2 separate regions of the Homo sapiens genome follow, and region 2 is linked to region 1. A link is a loop called in an ENCODE intact Hi-C map of the cell type or tissue named here. Cell type or tissue: Caco-2. All regions are shown on one strand. Each heading gives the region's core, and the rest is flanking DNA. Links, peaks and the distances in the headings are about the cores only.

Region 1 (12,051 bases), core at 4,583-8,582:
AAAATGAATTTAAGAGAAAAAGACACATGACTGGCACAGTTTCTATACAAGCACGAGCTCATGTGACATATGGAGTCTGCCTTTTTTATCCAAGCAGGAATTACTCCCCATAGGGAGTTACTAAGTATTTACATCCCAGCTAGCCACAGAACCCAGAAGGGTCCTCAAAAGATCCTTAAGCTGGAGCCAACAAATGACACCAAAGAACATCAAACTGTGTATGGGAGCAGATGAAGTTAGATGGTGCAGACCCAAGAAAGAGCTGCAACAGACTGTACCTAACAATTGTGTTTTATGCTGTTTAGTTTTTACGACCCAGTGTAATGATAGAACTTCTGTGTTGTATGCTGGTGTCTCTTCACCTTTTCTACTTCCTTGCCTATCATTCTGTGTTTAGATCATTTCAATCTGATTTGGTTAATTCCTCCTCTGAAAATGTTCTCTTAGTATGACCTACTGACTGCCAAATCCAGTGGTAACTTTTCTTGGGTATTTCAGTTGGCTATTTGGTAGCATTGAAAACTGTGGAGTACCTTCTTCCTCTTTAAAACTTTACAGACTTCATTTAAGATAATATTTGTATTGTTTTTCTTCCTAATTTTGACTGCTCTTTCTTCTGTTTTTAATTTTTAATTTTTAGGTTCAGGGGTACATGTGCAGGTCTGTTATGAAGGGAAGTTTTGTGTCATAGGGGTTTGGTGTACAGATTATTTTGTCATCTAGGTAATAAGCATAGTACATGATGGGTAGTTTTTGGAACAACCTCCTCCTCCAATCCCCTACCTTCAAGTAGACCCTGGTTTCTACTGTTCCCTTGTTTGTGTCCACGTGTACACAATGTTTAGCTTCCACTTATAAATGAGAACACACATTTTTTGGTTTTCTATTCTTGAGTTAGTTCACTTAGGATAATGGCCTTCAACTCCATCCATGTTACTGCCAGGGTCATGACCTCATTATTTTTTAATGGCTGTGTAGTATTCCATGGTGTATATATACCACATTTTCTTTTTCCAGTCCACTGTTCATGGGCATTTAGGTTGATTCCATGTCTTTGCTATTGTGAATAGTGCAGAGATTAATTTATATGTGTTTTTATGAAATGATGATTTATATTCCTTTGAGTAAATATTCAGTAATGAAATTGCTGGGTCAAATTGTAGTTCTATTTTAAGTTCCTTGAGAAATCACCAAACTGCTTTCCACAATGGCTGAACTAATTTACATTCCCATCAGCAATGTATAAGCATTTCCTTTTCTCTGCAACTATTGTTTCTATTGATTTTTTTTTTTTTTTTTTTTTTTTTTTTTTACTTTTTATGAATAGCCATTCTGAATGGTGTGAGATGGGGTATCATTGTGGTTTTCTGTGCATTTCTGTAACAATCAGTGACGTTAAGCAGTTTTTATTTAAATATGCTTGTTGGCTGTGTGCATGTTTCCTTTTTGAAAAGTGTCTGTTCATGTCCTTTGCACACTTTTTAATGAGGTAGTTTGTTTTTTGTTTAAGTTTTCTAAGTGCATCTTTGTCAGATGCATAGTTTGCAAATATTTCCTCCCATTCTGTAGGTTGTTTACTGCATTGATAGTTTCTTTTGCTGTGCAAAAGCTTTTTAGTTTAATTAGGTTCCTTTTGTCAATTTTTGTTTTTGTTGCAATCACTTTTGGTGTCTACATTATGAAATCTGCCAGGGCCTATTTCTGGAATGTTATTTCCTAGGTTTTATTTTATAGTTTTAGGTTTTACATTTAAGTCTTTAATCCATCCTGAGTTAATTCTCATATATGGTACAAGGAAGGGGTCCAGTTTCAATCTGCATATGGTGAGCCAGTTATCCCAGCACCATTTGTTGAATGGGGAGTTCTTTCCCACTGCTTGTTTCTGTCGACTTTTTTAAAGATCATATGGTTGTAGGTGTGTGACTTTATTTCTGGGTGCTCTATTTTATTCCATTGGTTTATGTGTCTGTTTTTGTACCAGTACCCTGTGTTTTGATTACTGTAAAGTTGCAGGTTAGTTTGAAGTCAGATAATGTGATGCTTCCAGATTTGTTCTGTTTGCTTAGAATTGCTTTTTCTATTCAGATTCTTTTTTGGTTCCATATGAATTTTAAAATAGTTATTTTTTTTTCTAATTCTGTGAAAAATGTCATTGGTAGTTTGATAGGAATAGAGTTGAATCTGCAAATTGCTTTGGGTAGTATGGACATTTTAACATTATTAATTCTTCAGCCTGTTTTCTTTTCTTTCTCTAATTCCCTTTTAATTCTAAATATGTGTGTTCTCAAGGACTCCAAAATTGGGCTTTTTGCCTTCTCCCAGCCCACTCCCGTTTTACTGATGTGTGTTCCCTGGACTGTCTCATACTATGAAATCAATATAACCTATGTCCTTTCAAATGTCATACCTTCTTTTTACACGGGAAGTATCTCCTAAACTTTAGGTTGGCATTTCAGTTGTCTACAGATCACCTTCATGGGCAAGTATTACCTCAAATTCAGCATGTTCAAAACCAAAACGATTATTTTCTCTCTTTAAACCAATTCATATCTCAGTTAACAGTAGCATATTAACTAGAAAAACCTACTAATCTCTCTGACCTCCTCCGAGGTGAATTAGCAACTGTCATCTGTGCTTTCAGGACATATAATTTATTACTTTCCGCTATGGTCTGAATGTTTGTTCTCCCCCAAATCCAAATGCTGAAACCTACTCACCAATGCAATGGTATGTGGAGGTGGTGCAGTTTGGACATAATTAAGTAATGAGGATAGAGGTCTAATGAATGAGATTAGCGCCCTTACAAAAGAGGTCCAAGAGAGCGCCCTTATCCTTTCCTGCCCTGTGCAGACACAGTGACCAGGAGCCATCTATGAGAACCAGGAGACAGGCCCTAACCAGACACCAAACCTGCCAGTGCCTTGATCTTGGACTTCCAGCCTCCAAACTGTGAGAAATAACTTTCTGTTGTTTATAAACCACCCAGTTTATGTTTTTTTCTTGTATCGGCCTGAGCATACTAAGGTACTCTCATATTTTTTTTTGTGCTAAGTTTTTATTTGCCTGTAGTTTATAGATTGTGACTTCATCAAGAGCAGGGACTGTATCTTATTTATCTCTGAATTCCCAGGGCCTGACTCACTGCACGCCTTATTCTCATTATCCCCTTCCTTCTCAGATCCTGATTACCCTTCAAAAGAAAATGACAATGTGTACATCTGTTTACACATTTGGAGAATTCATGGTGTCTTTTATTTTCTTAACTGTTTTTACTTCAGTTGCTTACATTTTCTAATTATTTTAGAGGTTGGACATACCTATTTTATTTTCACTTGCCTGAGAATATGAATTCCAGCAATTTGAGAAATACACATTTTTTGTTTGTTTTTGTTTTTTTGAGATAGAGTCTCACTCTGTCACTCGGGCTGGAGTGCAGTGGCATGATCATGGCTCACTGCAACATCTGCCTCCCCGGTTCAGGCAATTCTCCCACCTCAGCTTCCCAGGTAGCAGGGATTACAGGTGTGTGCCACCACACCTGGCTAAATTTTGTATTTTTAGTAGAAACAGGGTTTCACCATGATGGCCAGGCTGGTCTCAAACTCCCGACCTCAGGTGATCCACCTGCCTCGGCCTTCCAAAGTGCTGGGATTACAGGCATGAGCCACTGCTCCCAGCCAAGAAATATACATGTTTTGAACCACAAGAAATCAATTTGTCTAGAGCATGAAGTTCATTGCAGTGGAAATTTTACTTGTCTCCTATACCATATTTATTTTTATAATGTGGATGAAGAGGAAAAATGAGAATCTTTGATAATTATTTTGTTGTTGTTCATCATAGAGTTCTATAGATTTTGACTGTAACCTTATTTTTTTACAGTAACATTTTTACTGTACTTGAAAGAAGGTACTTACTTATAAAAATTTCTAGATTTTCTCTATTTTTAAAACAAACAAACAAACAAACAAAAAGAAGTCTCGCCCTGTCACCAGATTGGAGTGCAGTGGCGTGATCTTGGCTCACTGCAACCTCTGCCTCCCGGGTTCAAGCGATTCTCCTGCCTCAGCCTCCTGAGTAGCTGGGACTACAGGCATGTGCCACCACGCCCAGCTAATTTTTGTATTTTTAGTAGAGACCGGGTTTCACCATGTTGGCCAGGATGGTCTTGATCTCTTGATGTTGTAATCCACCAGCCTCAGCCTCCCAGTGTGCTGGGATTACAGGCATGAGCCACCGTGCCTGGCTGATTTTCTCTATTTTAAAATTGATGAGTTTGCATATATCTTAGTATTCTACCAAGGATCTAGAACTTACTTTTAGTTGTGTCTCAATTCTAGAATTTGGATGAATGACATAATTCAAAAATCAAGTTTAGGTGAAACTTTATAAATTCAGTCTGAGACTTGGTCTCTTAGAAAACAGAATCTGATGCAAAGATGTGAAATATTGATGCTTTACTTGGGCAATGCAACCCCAGGCAGCAGCAGAAAAGTGAAGAAAAAGTGCACCAAGAAAGAAAGATGTGAAGAGATGCATTCCCCAACCACTGCTTTATCACAATGAGCTATGAAAAGACACTGCTGGGCCCCACAGGGGCACCTCCTCAGCACAGGGCACTGACAAAGACTCCTGCATGGAAAAGCTGTGCCCACAGAGCAGCCCATGTGGGTGGTAGGGGTTGACTTCCTCCTTCTTCCTGTTGCCATTGTTCAAAGTATGCTTCACAGGGAGTTAACTCTCCTGCACTTCTTTTTATTTTAGAGTGGGGGTCTCCCTCTGTCACCCAGGCTGGAGTGCAGTGGCATGATAATAGCTCACTGCAGACTCACACTCCTGGGCTCAAATGATCCTCCCACCTCAGCTTCCCAAGTAGCTAGGACAACAGGTGCACACCACCATGTCTGGTTACTTTGTTTATTTTATTTTCTGTAGAGATTAGGACTTGCTATGCTGCCCAGGCTGGTGTCAAACTCCTCGCCTCAAGCAATCCTTCCACCTCAGCCTTCTGAGTCCTTTTTTTTTTTGGTACAAATGTATGGGGTAAAAGGGCAATTTTGTTACATGCATAGATTGAGTAGCGGTCAAGTCTGGGTTTTTATTCACCTGAATAATATACAGTGTATCCATTAAGTAGTTTCTCATCATTCATCCTCTCCTACTACCTCACCCTTCTGAGTCTCCGATGCCTATCATTCCACTCTCTACATCCATTGTGCACATTATTTAGCTTCCACTTATAATTCCACATGTGATATTTGTCTTTCTGTGTCTGACTTCTTTCACTTAAAATAAAGACTTCCAGTTCTATTTATGTTGTTGCAAAAGACATAATTTCATTCTTTTTTATAGTGGAATAGTATTCGACTGTGTATCTATATCACATTTTTCTTTATCTGATTTTCCACTGATGTTCACTTAGGTTGATTCTGTATCTTTGCTTATTCTGTTCTATGCTGAACAGTGCTGTAATAAACACATGATATGATTTTTTTTCCTTTGGGTAGATACCTTGGACTGGGATTTCTGGTTTGAATGGTAGTTTTATTTTTAGTTCTCTGAAAAATCTCCATACTGTTTTCCATAAAGCTTGTAATAATTTACATTCCTACAAACAGTGCATAAGTATTCCCTTTTCTCTACATCCTTGGGAACATTTGTTATTTTTTGACTTTTTAATAATAGCCATCTTACATGGGGTAAAATGATATCTCATTGTGGCTTTATGTTTACTTTTTATTTTAATTTTCCTGGATAAATCTCATTTGTTTTTTATTGTCTTTTATGTTAAACTTTCTACAAAAGGACGTATAAATGGGTAAGTAGAGAATCTCTACCTACAAAATGTTTTCTCTGATGACTAGTGATGTTGAACACTAAAAAAAATATACCTGTTGGCCATTTATTTTTCTTGTTTTGGAAAATGTCTATTCATGTCCTTTGTCCACTTATAATGGGATTATTTGTTTTTTGTTTTTGTTGAGTTGTTTGAGTTCCTTGTAGACTCTGGATATTAGTCCCCTGTTAGATGCATAGTTTGCAAACATTTCCTCCCATTCTGCCATATTCTCTGTTCACTCTGTTGATTCTTTTGCTGTGCAGAAGTATAATACTTATAGGTCACATCATGTGATGGTTAGTTTTACGCGTCAACTTGATTGGTTTGAGGGATGCCTACATGGCTGGTGAAGTATTGTTTCTGGGTGTGTTTGTGAGGGTGTTTCCACAGGAGATTGATATTTGAGTCCATGGACTGGGAGAGGAAGACCCATCTTCAGTGTGGGTGGGCACCATCCAATCAGCTGCCAGCACAGCTAGAACAAAGTAGGTGGCAGAAGGTGGGATAAGTTTGCTTGATGAGTCTTCTGGCCCTCTTTCTTCTTCTTCTTGTGCTGGATGCTTGCTTCTGCTCCTCCTGGCCTTGGACATCAAACTCCAGTTCTTTGGCCTTTGAACTCTGGGATTTGCATTGGCAGCTACCTGGGGGCCTTCAGGCCTCTGACTGTAGATCAAAGGCTGTACTGTTGGCTTTTGTGGTTTTTGGGCTTTTGGACTTGGACTGAGCCACTGCTGGCTTCTCTCTTTCCCCAGCCTGCAGACAGAGTATTGTGGGACTTCTTGTAATAGTGTGAGCCAATTCTTCCTAATAAATGCCCTTTCATACATACATATATCCTGTTGGTTCTGTCTCTCTGGAGAACGCTGACTAATACACATCATTTAGCTCTGCTTATGGTCATTAAGTATGTTAAATTCCATTCTGTGTGGGCAGTGTTATTTTTATTTCCCTGTTTTGTACAAGCTACAGTTCACCAATGGCTAAGCTCTGTTGCTTGAATTCTGGTAGCAGAGGTAGGGGCCACACACACATGGCAGATGGGCCAGGCTGCATGGTGGTAGCTGAGAGCAAGGGATTTTCTTGCCCTAAGCAGGGTCCAGGAGGCAAAAGAGTCACACATAACCCAAAGAAGTGCATAAAATTAGCATCTAATAGAGGTGTTAACTCAAATTCTCCTCTTCCAGGGTTACCTGGCAAGTTTACAGAGAGGGAAGGAGAGCAGAATATTTCTGCCCAGAAGTTGCATCAAGATGACCAAGTTGCCATGAATAAATCATCACAGAATTTTGAACTGGAAAACAGAAACAAAAGCATTGAAAGCTAAAATGCTCGCGTAATCCTTTCTTGATTCTGTGTATCACCCTTGGAGAAGTCTGCATTGTCTCTTGCTGTAGGATGACTGCATGGGACACACTTAGTGACTCTTCTGAAGAAGCTTTCTGGTCTGCTTTCCTTTTCCCATGGTTTTTAAAGAGAATCTAGCTTTCTTGCCCCTGCCTTCTGCTAAAATAAATGTTAAAAAAAAACTGGAAAAATTAGTGACCTACAGTTTTCCAGGGATAAGACTCACCTATGGAGAAGCATTATTCCGACGACGTTTTTTGCTGAACTTGAAGCATTATTTCCAGAGAAAGGTATGTCCTGGCTCTAATTGCATTTCAGATTTTCACTTTTTCTTTGGTTAGGAAATAGAGTTGCAGGATGTTTTACCTTCAATGGATGTTTTAGGACCCAGCCAGACCATGAACAATTTTCCCCAAGGGCATGCAAAGTCAGCTGGTTCTAAATGTGCCTCCAGAAATCAGTAATCAAAGCTCTGGCTAGAAACATGTGTCCAGGTCTCTTCCCTATGCAGGGCTTTGGACGTTGACTCCAGTCCTCAATATGACCAATCAGGAGTTGGCACTCCTTACAACACCCTTCTTTTGAGGTCAGTTGCGGATTACCCGAATATTTTTTGAAAAATTTTACACAATGCCCAAGAGTAATCCTTAACTACATTTGTTAAATCCCCAAAGCATTATAATACACATATTCTAATAGTTTATTATCTTTGAGCCCTCTTCTCTGAATTGTGCTTCTTCTGTTATTTAACTGAAAGGAGTGGTATCAAAACCTGCGTCTGTGGAGTTGGGCTGGGAGTCCTGTCCTCTGCTGGGCAGCTTATGTCCCTTTGGTGGCTGCTCCCAGTCAGTTCCTGACCTGTTGCTGCCCTTCAGTGTTTGCTTTTAGATATCTCTCACCTAGAATGCCAAATGATCATTTGTGAACTGGAACAGTTCCCTGGGGCTAGTTGGTGGACAGCCCATGCATTCCAGACCACTGGCATCCCGAACTACTTGGAAATGGCCAATAAATGAGTGTTCTTTTTATTTTCCTGTTTTGTACGAGTTATATCACTAGTGGCCTAAGCCAAATGGCTTGAATTCTGAGATGTACATCTTATCATTTTTAAAGTCAATGCAGAGTAGTTTTTCCCAATATTTTGCTGACAATGGAGAAGGCTTGATATAGTATCTTTCTTTCCCTTCTTCCTGAAAGGACAGACTAACTCTCCAAATCGTTATCCAGCTTGACAGAAATCAATGAAATCCACTAGTGGAAATTCACATTTCACCCAACAACGTGAAAAGGCAAATAAATAAAAGTCTATTCAATTGTGCAAGTGCTTTGCAAGCTCTGTCTTGAAAGAAAAATAAAATAGGATGGCTTTGCTGATTTAAAAATGTGTTAGGGTGTTTCAATCTGGGTTAGTTCATGGCTTTATCTTGGAGATTTTGGCCACCTCTAACAAGGAATAGCTGGAAATTGTACTAGGCTGTTAACCTTCATAAAAGAGTAAGTAGTTTAATTTTATTGGATATTCCTTTTATTATATTGATCTGTTTTTTTGGCAGGTGCTTTGTTAAGAACTGTGGGAGATACAGGGACTTGGTATTTGCCCTAAAGGGGTTATATTCCTGTGTGGGAGAGAATATGTGGATGATATAAAGATGACTTGTATCATTAGAGTTGAACAGGCTTGTACAATATAGCAATTGCTAACAGACATTGCATTGACCTAATTTAGGTCTAAGAGGATTCTCCACTGATTGTTACTTGCTTGGCTAAAGTCATATCATAAAATAGTAAATCACTGTCTTGATTGGGAATAAGTACTCTCAGAATTGTCTCATAAAGTATTTGAAAAAATAGAAATTATAGTAAATGAATGAATGAATAAGTAAATAATTAATTAATATTTATTTCTTAAAATCAGGAGTTCTAAAACTTACCTAGAGCCTTGAATGTTGGAAAACTCTCTTTAAGTCAATGCCTTTAGCTTAGTTCTGCAAAATGCACTAGTGTTTCTTCACAAGCCACCTTTAGTGATAGTTTTTGCTATTCTTTTAGTTTTACTAGCTGTGTTTTTCCTTACAGGGAACTTAAGGTCTCTAGGGATTACTTAGGGTCTTCTGTCAGTACATGCTATTCAAAGCACAGTTTGGCATTCATTGGATGATTTCCTTTTTTATCCTTACTTTCTTTGTCTCTGCTTCTATTCCTGGCTATATTTTCAGCTGCCCACCTCTGCATTTTTTACATTATTGGTTCTTGGATCAATGGTAGAATGCCTTTTGTTTGTCTCCAGTACAAAAACAAATCATGAGTTGTTGGTTTTCTTTTTTTTTTTTTTTTGTCTCCCAAAGAGTCTTTGCTATTAGAAACCACCTTTAACTGCATAAAGAGCACAGATAACTAGTAAAGTGAAAGTTTAAAACTTGCTAGAGGTAAAGCAACTATAGTAGCAACCCTAGATAGAGTGTGGTTCATGAACTCGTGCCTGCCAGCCTAGCACTGGTTAGCTCCACTGGCGGCTGTGCATCCTAGGAAAACAGGCTCTCTGGATAGATATCAGAACTTGTGAGTGCTTCCAGAAATGACATGAAATTATAAATTGAGGAAGTCAGAAAATAATATGTCCATGTAATTGACCAAATTGTTGCTGACATTATTAAACACAAATGGCTAGAGATCCAGGTGATCTGGTAAAAATATATATATTTTTGGTAGAAACCTTAGGATTTTAAGACACTGTTAAATGCCTCTGAGTGGCTGCGGTTATAAGTGTTCTTTTTTGTTGTTGTTGATCTTCATATTCTGTAATGAGATCACATTTTTTAATGAGAGAAAGTAATATTTTAAAATATGAAATAAAAGCAGTTGGAAAGTTTAATTAAAAATTTTTTTGTCAATTATTCCTGTTACATTTACTGTAGGGGCAGAAGGAAAACTTCTCTTATGTTCCCTCTTAAGTTTTGCTGAAATGAATGACAATAGACAGATTAATAGGAGAAAAAGGTATATAAATTTATTAATGTGTATAAGCACAGTAGCCATGTAACATTATGAGACTCAAAGAAAAGTCAGATGGTTGAAGCTTATATATCCTCTTCATAGGAGAGAGGGGAAGGGAGATTGGGGAAATGTGGGCAATTGTGAGGGGTAGTACATGACTCTCAGATGAAATGAATAAGCCTGAAGAACAATGGCCTGGAACAAAGCTCCTTGGAGCTCCAAGAGATGTGGTGGGAAGGTGAGGGGTGGAACTTCACTGTAAACAAAGTTTGTCTTATTATGCAGATAAAGTCTCCCGAAAGTCTCCCTGGCAATCTCCCAGAGTTTCCCTGAGAAGAATATATGAAAAGTCTATCTGGGTGAGGTGACGACTTTTAGTCTCTTTCCATCAACCATTCCTGGTGAGTTATTTAATGAGATTCCTAGGGAGGGGTTTTAAGACAACTGCAATTCTTCTGCAAGAACTTCCTTTAATCAGATAAGGGAACTTCAGAGAAAGCCCCTCCTGGTACTTCTGGAAAGAAAGGGGACAAGAGAGACAGGGAGTGGAGAAGCTCAGAGAGGGAGCTTGGTCCCGAGGTTTATTTCTGAGGCCTTTCAGTTTCCTCTTATTCAAAGCACTCAGCATACCAAAGCACCATGCATACCAAACACAATATTGGAAAAGTAGTATAACTTTTTAAATTGTGAAAATTTGAGGAAAATGAAATGTTGTCAATCAATAGTTTCTTATACTGTATGTTTATCCCTTCTTGTGGCTTTAAAAATTATGGTGTTTTTAATATACATCTTACAGAAAAAGAATAAAAAATGATTAGAAATGGAAAAAAATCCAAAGCAGTAGAAAATAATGTTCTGAAAATAACATGAAGGATTGCAGAACTTCCCTGTAATGCCCTAAAATCTTATTTCTATGTTAAATCCCCACTGTATCCAACAGTAGAAACTAAATTGAAGCTGATTCTGGGCCTTGCTCACTTCCCCAAATCCATAGAGTTGCGTCTGTGTTATCTAGCACTTGTACAGTGCTAAACATGAGTGTGTGCAGTGTGAGGTCATGGCTCTTGGTCTTCATCATCCACCCACACGGGCAAGCACTAAAATATCCTTCTTGTCATTGGCCCTTATCAGTCACTGCTGTTCCTCCTGACTGAAGACTCTCCCACCGGCTCACAGGTCCCTCTTTCATGCAAGAAAAATATTAGACTGCTTCCATGTCTCTTTGATAATTTGATTCAAGCTTCTAAGGTCCTTCTGTCCCAGTGCCACATAACCATGTCTAGGCTATTGTTCTAGCACCAAGATATCCCCAAGATTATGGGTCTTGACAAGTCCCAAGCTGTCCTTGGAAATAGGATCTCCTCTGTTAGTCAGATTTTGAGACCCTTCTGATGTTTATATTACCAGCACCCCTGGCCTGGGGTGAAGAGGCCAGGCAGAAATCCGAATGGGGGAAGTTAAGCAGGGGCATGATGTGATCTGATCTCCATTTTAAAATTAAATTCTGTTTGCTGTGTACAAAATGGAATCTAAGGTGCGCTCGGGGAAAGAAGGAAACCCATATGGAGGCCACCTGTTACTCCTATGAAATAAACTAGAATCGCACCAGAGAGGTAGAAGTGGAAATGGCAAGAAGGGATCAGGTATGGAGAATAGTCTTGGCTAAGCTAGTCTAGACTAGGCTAGAATAGATAGGATATGACAAAATGAGATATATATATTTTTGGAGTTGATCAAACTTCCTGATAGATGGGATGTGCAACACAAAGGGGAAAAGAAGACTCTAAGATGAATTCCTAGAATTTTGTTCTGTTGGTATTGCTAAGGAATACAAAGAGTTTCTAAGAAAGAAAGAGTGGTCAGCAATGTTAAGT
Region 2 (4,000 bases), core at 1-4,000, 69 kb before region 1:
ACATTGAACATCTCAGCATGGTAGTAATAAAGTAATAATTTTATAATACTGGCAATTCTTTATGATTTAAGAACAGATTTTTATAGAAGAACTATACCCACCCTGCTGGGTATTAGCCCAGTGGTGATGCTCATTAGCAGCAGGTAAGGGAGAAAATAAAATAAGCAAAGGAAAAAGGGCTAATTTCAAAGTATTAAAAGAAAACTTTAGTTCTTTATTCTTTTTTTGATTTCAGTAAGAGTTGGTGGAAACTTGGTTTGCCAAATAGCTTTGTTGTTGAAGAGGTGTTTCTTTAGTGATGGAAAACTAACATTCTGTTACCCCTTTCATGCGATATATTTAATTTTTACTCAATTTTGATAATTGAGCAGGGCTCTAATTGACTTAAAGGGGTGTGTAGCATCATTAATGACCAAAGTGCAGCATTTAAAAATTGGAATTCTTATAGTTAACAGTTTTTACATTAATATGAAGGAAATTTTTTGATTTAAATAATCATTAAAATATAGATATAGGACTGGTTTGTTTTCTACAAGAAGAAATCTAGATATTTATTTTAATTCTAAAAATTGAGTGATATACCCTGAAACTTGAAAAAGAAATCATGTTTCTTGCTAGAAAATCACGGGAAAGTCATTCAAATAGTACTAAATTCACCAAGACGGTAAAGCCACACACACACTGTCTAGATCCTCTATTCTCAAAGGAAGCTGAAAAGGACAGATAGAAGAAAGATATGTGTCTTCACAGATTTATTATATGAGCAGATTGATGATTCTCAATGAACTTCAGAGCTGTAGCTGCTGTGATGGAAAACCGTGATTGGAACATTTGCGAGGGACGAGGCAAGCCTTCTACATACCTCTGGTCACTAAGCAGGTGCAAGAGGGGTCTCAACGGTTATTTCCTGCTAAGGAAAAAGTGTATCTAAGAACACCGTCTGACCCATTCTGACCTGAGACTGTGCAGATTTGGGCCTGGGGTGGGGATAGCCGTATGTGGTGACCAGGGGTAGAGACCTCCTGGCTCCTGAGCCCACAGGATTTAATCCACTGTCAGCTTGTCAACCTGGAAGTCTGTTAAAGTCATGGGAAACATGAGTCTGGGAAATTGTTTTAGTGAAAAGGTCCATGCGTAAGTAGATGCATGTGTGTGTATGTGCGTGTGCATGTGTGTGTATGTGCATGTGCATGTGTGGGTATGTATGTGTGCCTGTGTATGTGTGTGTGGAGACTGAGAGATAAAGAAGTGTCGAATAACATCTCTATCTTAGGCACCTTCTACATTCCAGGCATCATACTATACCAGGCACATACATGTGTTAACTTATTTAATCTTTACAACAACTCTGTCAAATTTGTCATCCTCATTTTGCAGATGGAGAAATTAAGGCTTGGAGACACTGGGTAATTTGCCCATGATTCCTGGCTACTGACAGGGAAAGCTGGTATGAGAATCACATTTGTTTGTCATGAGGTATATGCAAACCTCTGGGAATTCCCATGGTTAATCTTCTACTTGAGATTCTGTGTTTACATGTCCTCGTAGTTCCTGGGATGAAACTTGAAAATGAGGACAGCTAAACTCAAAATGAGGACAGCTCCCTTGAATATCGAAGTCCTGAGTTAATTTTTCTCAGGTACCTGCTAAGGTAGACTGTAGGCAGTGGGAGGGCACAGGGAGAGCCCTCTGCGGATGGTGCTCTCCCTCCGTATACCTCCCTCCATCATGCTACAGGCTGAAAAGTGCTCGTGCCCCTGTTCACCGGTAGAGGACTGTGAGCCGAGGGCCAGGATACTCGGGTTGTTCTCCTGGCTTTTATCATCCTAGTCATTAGTCACGTGGCTTTGGAGGCATCTCAAATATGCCACAAATTGAACTCAGGTTTCTAGTTCTGTCCATTTCATTTTCATGTTTTCTGCAAAGGCAGAGGTATACATGCATAGTGCTTCCAAAGTATTGCAGAGATGAAGCGGAGAGGCCACGGATCCATTCTGACTAGGTTTCATTCTCAGTTATCACTATAGCTCTCTAATCTTGGACAACTCACCTCCTTCTGTTCCAGTTTTTGAATCTGTAAAATGATTAAATATTAGTACCCATCATATAGGATTATTGAGAGAATTAAACTGACACTGTTATGTACATAGGAAGCATATAATAAATATTTTTTTCAATTGTTACTTTTATTAACATGCTTAGCTCACATGGTTTTTAAAGGATTGAAAGAAATAGTGTATGTTAAGAGTGAACTGTCTAGTAATTTAAATGTTGTTAGCAAAAGGGTGGTTAAATAAAGGAATGACTTAACGATTCTATAGAGACTCTCTATGTAACGATTATTTTGGATGTTGGAAGGAATATATGGAATGTATACTCACATGTAGATGAAAAATGCAAGATAGGGAAGTTAAATAGTCAGAAAATGAAATTCCCCCAAGGTGTTTTGTTAAAACCTTTAAGATCCTAAAGGGTATGGCTTGCCAATTTGCACAACCTCTTCTCTCTCCTCCTCCTTCTGGAACCCTAAGGCTTTAAACATACTTAGGTGATTTGTTCTACCTACCTAGCATGCCTATTTTTGTCTTCAAAGTTATTTGTCTAAGCAGGGGGATGGTTTCGAATCATCTGCTTATGTAGTTGTTTAGCATCTATCAACGTTTTCACTATGAAATTATATCTTCAGTGGCTTCTAATCCTGCCGCAGAAATTTGCTGCACGCTGTGACTTGGCATGAGCACCTTCAGCTCTGAAGCAATTAAAAATAAATAGAATTGGATAAATATTTCAGAAAATTATTTTTACCTGCTTATTGAAGAGAATGCTATTTTTTCCCTCCATTTTTCTGTTGGGATTAAAATCCAAGTAGTCAAATACTTCTCAAGTTGTAATTTTTGTAATTATCAGGAGATTCAGATGTAAGGCACCAAAGGCTTACTTCAAGGTTTATAAAATGGTTAATCAAATCTGCAGCAAGAAGAATGACTTTTATATGTTTTACATGTTTAAAGATCCTAGGATTAAAGGATTTAACTATATCAGTGAGTATAGTTAGCGTTAACCGTATTGCATGATTCATTGTCATTCATTTACTTGTTCAGAATTTTTCATATATATTTGCCTAATGATTATCACTAGTGATATATGCATAGAAATTGGAAAAATTACACTCAGACTTAAAAATTAGGTATCACGTTGTTTTAGGTTGTTCCTAATGATTACTTTCATGAGATTAGGGAAACACAGGGTTTTAAAATACTATAAAATATCTTTGTTGTTTTAGAAGAAGGTTTCTCATTCTCTTGGTACTATTGACATATTTGGTCTGGGTAACGCTTTGTTTTGGGGGAGCTGTCCTGTGCATCATAGGATGTTAGCATTATCCCTGACCTCTATTCCTGAAGATGTCAGCAGCAAGCCTACGGCTGTGTTAACCAAAAATGTCTTCAGATATTGGCAAATGTCCTCCGTAAGTAGAATTGTCCCTGGTTAAGAATCACGGCTTTAGGATTATTTATTTTATATTGAAACTTATGTGTAACATTATTGTATTCAAACGTTTCACTTCTTCTAATACAATTAATTAAATTTATAGTGGATATGTAAAAACACAGGGCACAGCAGGTTACAAGTTCTATTGGATCAAATAATGAGACTTTAGTTTCTGATAGTGCCTTGCTTTTGTAATTTTCTGGAAAAGGTAAATTTTTGAGCATGTCAGTTTTGAGAAATAAATTCAATAACTCTGATGTGTTTCAGTGCCCATGTTTGTAACATTAATTCACAAAAGCAGAGCATCCTCTTAGTTAAATGTAATTTCACCTGAATAGTTAAGTGAGGGTTTTTTAATTTTTTTGTAATATTGACTTCCCGGAAGAGTACAGGGATGGGTGTAGACACACTCTTGTCCTCAAAAAATGTATAATCTGGAAGAGAATATTAAATAATATACTATTTCCTGAGATGCATGTTAGGAGATGTGCAGATAAACTACTGTGGG

What was found. A loop is a pair of places that touch in the nucleus more often than their neighbours do. Peaks named below come from ENCODE experiments on the same cell type or tissue, not always from the same donor. Only the 100,000 strongest peaks of a DNase experiment are listed, where the experiment ranks them.
Region 2: it touches region 1 in a loop (5-fold over the local background); 1 of 110 quality-filtered maps calls a loop at or near these places.

The regions. Positions count from the first base shown.
Region 1 is chr5:13,620,484-13,632,534 of GRCh38, reverse strand. No RefSeq gene overlaps it. Among named protein-coding and RNA genes, the nearest start is that of DNAH5-AS1, 230 kb to the left of the region's middle. In Caco-2, for the core only: no CTCF peak of the experiment used is centred there; DNase peaks (open chromatin) are centred at 6,494 and 8,054.
Region 2 is chr5:13,693,038-13,697,037 of GRCh38, reverse strand. All of the region lies in intron 78 of DNAH5 (dynein axonemal heavy chain 5), which reads left to right. Among named protein-coding and RNA genes, the nearest start is that of DNAH5-AS1, 170 kb to the left of the region's middle. In Caco-2, for the core only: a CTCF peak has its summit at 1,736; a DNase peak (open chromatin) is centred at 1,777; H3K4me3 peaks cover 212 bases.